Linked DNA regions of Mus musculus: all the other regions are linked to region 3. A link is a loop called in an ENCODE intact Hi-C map of the cell type or tissue named here. Cell type or tissue: left cerebral cortex. All regions are shown on one strand.

Region 1 (2,500 bases), 300 kb after region 3:
CATTTTTGCAAAGGGTTTCTTGAATTCCTTCGGTGTTATAAGATAATTCTTGTACATTTGGTAGAAGTAGATCCATTTGTTTGGATAATGGCAGAGACTCAAAACACAGGAGCTGTCCACACACATTGTTCTTTTTTTTTTCTTCAACATATTCATTATTTTATTTACTTATAATTTAAGACCTATGTTCTATACAGTTTTCTTTTTTTTCCTTATCCTGATCCCATTCTTTATTGACTATTTTCTTTATTTACATTTCAAATGTTATCCCCTTTTCAGGTGTACTATACAACTAGAACTGTCAAAAACTGGAGAAGTAAACATTGATGTATTGAGTATATTTTACCATAGTTTTGATGTGTAGTGATTTTTGTTAGGGGGAGTGTACATTTCTAGTGTATGAGACTATGACCTCACTCATATCCTCAGTACTGCTGGAACAAGATAAGGATATCTTTAGTCTCACTCACTGGAGGGTTGCGCAGGCCTGTGTGTCCATACAAACACAAATATGGCTTCAAACTGTTGAATAAAGCATCTCTTTCTTGATCTGAATAAAATGTCTGAAGAAGAGCAACGGGAATCTATTACTGATAGCAATCTTCCATGTGGGTAGCATTGAGTGAAATATATTTGAGGACAGGTTAGGTTGCTTAGTCATCGACTTACCAATTGAATTAGGCTTTTACTTTCTAGTTTTCTTGCCTTTTAAGGTATAATCAAAGCTTGATGTCAAATTTCACTTGAGTTTTCATTAATAATGTCCACTTAATGACTTTAAAGAAGGAAGCTAGCCTTTGGGCTCAGGCAGGAAGACAACGCACAGTTTTGGGCTTGGAGAGGGATGCTGAGATAGGCTGTAACTCACAACTTTGCCATTCAAATGACCCATAAAGCAGTCCCTGTTCAACAGGGTGCAATACTCTTCCTGGTGTGATCAGGGTATGTGGAGGGTGGGAAGGAAGAGTTGGGGGTCGTTAACCTCCAGCAATGGCCCGACATTGCTTTGTCCAAGTAGATATAAATAAGCTAAATTGAAAATATAACGAGATCAAGATTTTTTTTTTCTTCATGTGTCGGTGGGTGAAGTTGGCTGTCTAAGAAAGCAGCTATGCTAGAAACAGAGGAGTAGCAGTGCTTCCACTGAGAAAGCTTCCTGGCACAGTGACACTGAAAAGGGGGAGTGCTCCCAGGTACCTCAAAGAGCTGCAGTGATTGCCAGAATGCAGATGGCATTAAAAACACACCACATAAGCTATTATTGTCAATGCTGCTTCATTACATACAATGCAAAATAGTCCCCTACTAACTGTTTTTATTGATCGTCTCAACAACTTTGAGTGCTATCATTTCTGCTTTTCTCGGGAAAACAAAAGACCTGAAACCAGGAGAAATTAAACTTGGAGAGGTGCTGCTGCTTGTAATCAATCCCAGGTGAGAGGGCAAGGCAGAGAAAGGACAATTTCAAGCCCAGTTTGGGCTACATGACAAGACACTGTCACTGTCGCTATACTACACAACACAACAAAACAAAACTCAAGTTGTCAAAACACTCATCTTTCTCATAGAAACAGGAAATGTCAGAGCTGGTGATCTTTCACATATAAAGGTAGAAACAAATTAAGTATATAATTTCAGATCAGTAATGAAGTTAGAGTGCAATTTGACAAGTAAGTTCCAACTTATCTGTAATATAAGCTGTGGTGAATATATGTTTCCAGTTTAATTTTCTAGAAACGATAATATAACCATGTATGCATTTGTTTCTTTTAAATAGAATTCAACTATGTTGCAGGATATTTAATCATACCCTGAGATTGTGTTATTTACTGGAAAAAACTGTTTTTACTTGTGGTGTGACTCAGACATAGTGCATACCTTTAATCCAAGAGCTTTCTGATTGAATATTATAAACATGATTAAATAAAGTCAACCATAGGTTAAGAGGCAAAGGAAGCAACCAATTGACAATTGACAGGAAGTGAACGTAGGATTAATAAGGAAAAAAAAAACATAGAGAGTAAAAGGAAGTCAGGAGGATGGATAGAGAGATGCACAGGAAGTAGAAGGGAGGGACATTGACTTTGAAGGAAAATATTTGAGACAGCATGAGTAGTAAAAGAGGGTATTGCTGTGGGAGGAGGAAGGATGCTGGGTGTTTTCTCTGCCTCTCTGAATTAGCAGACTTTCCCCACAACTAACTCCAGAGTTTTCATTAGTAAAATCAAACAGTTAAGATTTTATTTTAAGAAAAACAAAAAACTACCATTCTACTCCCCCACTCATTCTTTTTTTCTTTTAAGATTCATTATTAGTATACATAAGTACACTGTACCTGTCTTTAGACTCACCAGAAGAGGGCATCAGATCTCATTACGGGTGTTTGTGAGCCACCATGTGGTGCTAGGATTTGAACTCAGGACCTTTGGAAGAACAGTCAGTGCTCTTAACCACTGAGCCATCCCTCCAGCCTGCCCTTACTCTTATTCTTAAATTATAA
Region 2 (2,500 bases), 300 kb after region 3:
GATGTCTGGCTGTGCTCTCAGTTTGGGCAGGGGGTGCCATTTATCAGAACCAAATCACCCACGTCTGTCTCTATTTCACTGTTTTATAAGCCTCCTCTCTATACATCCCACACAAACCTGTACAATCCTTTCCCTGGTCCTTCTGTTTTGAGATTCTGGGTTAGCTGCTAATATCTTTTAAATATATTTTGAAGTTCAGTCCTCGAAAATGAATCCAATCAAACAAGCCCACACGGAGAGGCTAGCAGCACACAGATCCAATTCCTGCCATGGGGATATTCTATGCCCTATACCTTGTCAGTTCAGCCAAATTCAGACACCACTTTCTCAGAAATGGCTATCAAAAGTCTAACTATTTTAAAAATACAGCATAAGAGACAGTCGCAGCTCTACTGTCCTGAAGCTCTGATCCTGTGTTAGGTGTCACCTTCATTAGGTGACAACATCCTAATCTATGCATCGGGGACACTGGAAGAACTGTGCACCCTAGGTGCCTCTCTGTTTTCAAAAAATAAAACAGTAGAGGCTGGAGAGGTAGCTCAGCAGTTAAGAGTGTACACTGCTCTAACAGAATTCACACTGATTTCTCAGCACGCATGTCAGAAGGCTCACAGCCCGCAACTTCAGCTCCAGAGGATCAAACACCTCTGGCCTCCGAGGGCACCTGGACTCAAGGTCATATACCCACATGCAGACACATAATAAAATCAAAGTCAACCTTTTTTTTTTTTTTTTTTTTTTAGTACTATGGTTGATCTGAGAATTGGCAGTTTTTCTAGGATACTGCCTCTGCCATTAGGGCCACTTTGCTATATCAGAGCTTATGCCCTGTGAAAGCTGTTCTTGCCCATTCCCCTTGCTGGAGGCACAGATACGAAGGGCCTCTCATGCTATATTTAGATAATTTATTTCAAGAATTTCTTCTTTTGTTGTGACAGGTATGCTTTTTATGTCAGTCTGTGTGTGCGCATGTGTGTATGTGTGGAATTCTATAGGAATATGCAAATAATCCTATTTGCTCTGTCAGTGTCCCTTCCAAGCTGTATTAGGGACTCCATTCTTTCTGTGTTCCAAAATGTCTTTGGGTGACATTTCAGCTCCTGTGTTTTGATTACCTGACTCTTGGAAATTAAAAAGGCAACCTTTGGTTATTATTGATCATAAAAGCCTTGCTTCTATCATGTATTTTCTTTTCAGTGATGGGAATCCAACACAGGGATTTGCACGTGCTAGTGAATACTCTAACACTAGGCTAGTGCCCATCTTGAAGGTCTATTCCTGGGTGATCACCAAGAGTCTAGCATTACTGTGCTTCCCATCGGCCAACTTAGCTGTCCCTGGCTTAGAAGTCCTGAAATGTAATAAATGTTTGTCTTTCTCTGTGCCTCTCTCCCACTTGTGCTTCTTTCCAGACTCCAAGTAACAGTTTTTAGAATGGGATCAAGTGGAATGCCCACAAAGATGCATATTTTACCTGCCATGGTTCAGGGTAAATGGTTCCAGGTTTGGCTGATATTTTCAATACTTGTCTTGTTCAGAGTAGGAGCCTGTGTTGTGGCCAACGACACCTTTATATAAACTTGCTTAAGGATGCTGATGCTGCTCTCATGTTAGTCATTCACAGCGCCTCAGACACCTCGGAGTCCAAGACTCTCTTCCAACCCTCTAGATGACTTTCTAAGTGGCTCCTCTGCAAAGTTTCTTCTAGGATAATTCAAAGCTGACATTTTTTTTCCTGTTAGCCTCAGACCTGGTCCGTGGTGAGAACTTAGACCTTTCTATCAGAACTGTCTTTATCTAACCTTATTACAAAATTAAAAACTATGGCTCACTGGAAGGATGCAGGCTCTCACAGTATGTCTACCTTGGCAGATTTGTTAACAAGGTTGTAGGAACAAAAATGCACCCTTCCCACAGAAGGAAGCATCTCCTCCCTATAGGCCAGAGAGAGTACACAGTCCAGCTGTTCTTACCACTGCAGCAGCTAAGCCCCTGGACGCAGTATCCAGCACAGGCTGAGCTTCCCAGGGCAGTTTCCCCTGCTCTATTGTCTGAGATCAGAATGGCTAGCTGGCTGTAGTCTTATGCCAACCATACGCACATGCACAAGCACATGCATACACACACACACACACACACACACACACACACACGAGCTCAAGTCACACTCTCTCATTCCCCCCTGTACCTCTCTGTCTCCTGAAATGGATATCACCTTTTCCTCTTCCAGCAATATAAAATGTCAGTGCTCTCAATGCACAAAATGTTCATTCTTGGACACTACAATGTTAACTCCATTGTGTATTTTGGGCCATCTTTGAATGGAAATCAACTGTTCAGACATCTCACGTGAGATGTAGACATATTCACCACTTACTGGTTTGTTCCTAGCTGTTTGTGTCTTAGCCAACAGCAAGAGACTGAAAATTGTTCTATTTCATTGTCTTCACGCCTTCATATACATCATCTATATGGTACTTCTGAACAATGCAGCATTCTC
Region 3 (2,500 bases):
GGATATTTCAGATTCAAAGTATAAGAAGTGTCAAAACTGAAGCCCGAGTAGAAATGAAGAGTGATTATTCAATCAGTGACTACCCTTTTCCTGTTCAAGATTAATCCCTTAAAAAATTGTTTGTTTATTTATTTATCTGCAGTTCTGGGGATCAAACCTGTCACTTTATGTAAGGTAGACAAATCTGAGCTAGATCATCAGCCTTAAAAATAATATTTCAGATATGAATCCACACAAGACTTTATTAGTCAGGGCTAATACATATGGAATCCTACCTAGAGTGTCTGTAGTTTTGTAGAGTCCTGCTGATGTTTTAGCTAATATAGGTTGAAGTGAAACATCAGAAAAAGTATTGAGTAAGATAACTGCCAAGAAAATGCCCTGTACTAGTTCTGCTCACTAAACTCAATAGGATGATTTATGTGCACCTAGAAGGATGCCATCCAGAGCTAGACCAGAGTTTGAAATCCATTTGCCGGTCAGCAATGCAAGGAGATAATTCCTCTAGTCAGTCATGTTTTAGTATATTGTCCATGAAATCACTGAGCAGACAGGTTGCTGCATCGTAGAACCTTCACCCAAGTTCACATAGGCGAGGGGTGATTGCCTTTAGAGGCATCTGTGAGATGTATGGCAGCAATGGACAGCAGAGGTCTTGCAGTGCTGAAAATATGGCTCTCTTTCTGGATGCTGTTAAAAGCCTAGTAGATGCCAAAATCATGTAGTACGCAGGGTATTTTTTCTTTTGTTGCTCTAGTATTGATGTTAAGAGTTAGAGTTGAAGAGGGTCCAAGTACCTCCTCTCATTTAAAGAGAGCTACGTCAACCATGTAGGCTTGTCACTTGTCCAGACCTTAAGCAAAATGAGCCACCCTTCCTATGGAGCCATTGCCCCACATCAAGTTGATGAGAATACTAGTGTATGTTACTTTACTTAAGTTGTCATAATAGAATACTATATACACAGTGGCTCATACAACAGAAGTTTGCTTTACTATGTTCAATATGCTATCAGGTTAAGATTCTTCTGAGGAATTTTCTCTTGAATTATAAATGGATTCCTTTTCTTTCCATCTGCTCTGGGTATCTTCAAAAGAACACCCCCTTGCCACCGCCCTGTGCTTGTCTGTGTTCTGATTTATTCTTGTAAGAACACAGTCATATTGAATTAATGTTCTTCTCAAGGATACAATTTTAACTTAATTTCTTCTTTAAAGACCTTTTCTCTAGACACAGCCACATTTGAATTTTAGCATGTAAGTCTTGGGGTCCACAATGACTGGGAAAGAAAAGAGATGCAGAAGACTGTAGGTTGTATGCTAAGAGGTGTCACATTTAAACATTTACCATAGAAACAAGTGAAATAAAATTTCCTCAAAAGCCAAGAGGAATGGAGAAAGAGAGAAAAGGAAGGATAGAGAGAGGAAGAGAAGGAAGGAGGGAGTAAAGGATGGAGGGAGAGAGAGAGATAGATGGATAGATGGTGATGATGATAAAGATAGATGATTGATGGACAGACAAACAGACTGATAGTATTAGAATATTTATAAAGATTGGGATGATTTTTTTTAAAGTGTCCATATGTGTTGGTAACATCTTATTCCCCCGCCGAGAGCATAATGTATACAGTTGTATGTGGAAGACAAGTTTTGAAAGGCCTTGAAATATATTTCCTGAAGTTTTAGCAATTCCTGGGAGCATAGGAGATAGTGCCTTACTGTCTAAAAATTCTGAAGGCTGCGTGAGATCTTACTGAAATAACTCATAGCAGTATTATAGATGTGATATGCATGTACTAAATACCTCAGTGACAAAGACAGAGATCACTTCTAGTCTGATTTCATAGTGATTTTGAGCAGTTCAATGGAGAAAGATAGCTTAGTATAGCTATATGTAGTGGATTAGGGGTAGGCTAAGGGATAGGCCAATATATCATATTAGCCTATCTAGGCGACATTTTAACCAAGCTAGGGGATGCCCTTCTAAGTAAGGAAAGACAAATCTCCTTGGTGAAACTGTTCAAGAATTAGACATCAACTATCTGTAAGCTAGTGTTTTCTCCCAACACGATTCTTCCTTCCAGAGGACAACTGTAATTTGGATTGTTATACTGGGAGGAAGGTGCTACCGACCAAAGCCAGGGATGCTGTTCATTATGCTAGGATACACAGGGAACTTCCTGACATCCAGGCTGGGATGTCAACTGCCCTTCTCATGCAACCATTCTCCCATATCAAGTTGATAAGAAAAGCAGTGTATGATAGTTTACTAGAACTGTAGATAACAATGATCTTGTGGCATAAGAATCTTGGCACAGCATCTTGTTACATTAGTTGCATACATGAGTGAAATGTTCATAAAAGCAAATAGTTGGTAACTGTACATACTGGGGGAGTACATCAGCCTTTTCCTCAACTTGACCAGTATATACATTATGTATTTTTTCTGTGCCAGGGATGAGGGGACACTAAATGGTTAAGACAAGTCTTTAGCTTCAGGA

What was found. A loop is a pair of places that touch in the nucleus more often than their neighbours do. Peaks named below come from ENCODE experiments on the same cell type or tissue, not always from the same donor. Only the 100,000 strongest peaks of a DNase experiment are listed, where the experiment ranks them.
Region 1: a loop joins it to region 3, with 3 times the contacts of the local background. A loop is called at or near these places in 2 of 42 quality-filtered maps.
Region 2: a loop joins it to region 3, with 2.3 times the contacts of the local background. A loop is called at or near these places in 2 of 42 quality-filtered maps.

Annotation. Positions count from the first base shown.
Region 1 is chr19:15,206,676-15,209,175 of GRCm38, reverse strand. No RefSeq gene overlaps it. Among named protein-coding and RNA genes, the nearest start is that of Gm46645, 130 kb to the left of the region's middle. In left cerebral cortex, no CTCF peak of the experiment used is centred here; a DNase peak (open chromatin) is centred at 1,141.
Region 2 is chr19:15,210,501-15,213,000 of GRCm38, reverse strand. No RefSeq gene overlaps it. Among named protein-coding and RNA genes, the nearest start is that of Gm46645, 130 kb to the left of the region's middle. In left cerebral cortex, no CTCF peak of the experiment used is centred here; a DNase peak (open chromatin) is centred at 1,538.
Region 3 is chr19:15,509,199-15,511,698 of GRCm38, reverse strand. No RefSeq gene overlaps it. Among named protein-coding and RNA genes, the nearest start is that of Gm31594, 89 kb to the left of the region's middle. In left cerebral cortex, no CTCF peak of the experiment used is centred here; DNase peaks (open chromatin) are centred at 820 and 1,108; H3K27ac peaks cover 553 bases.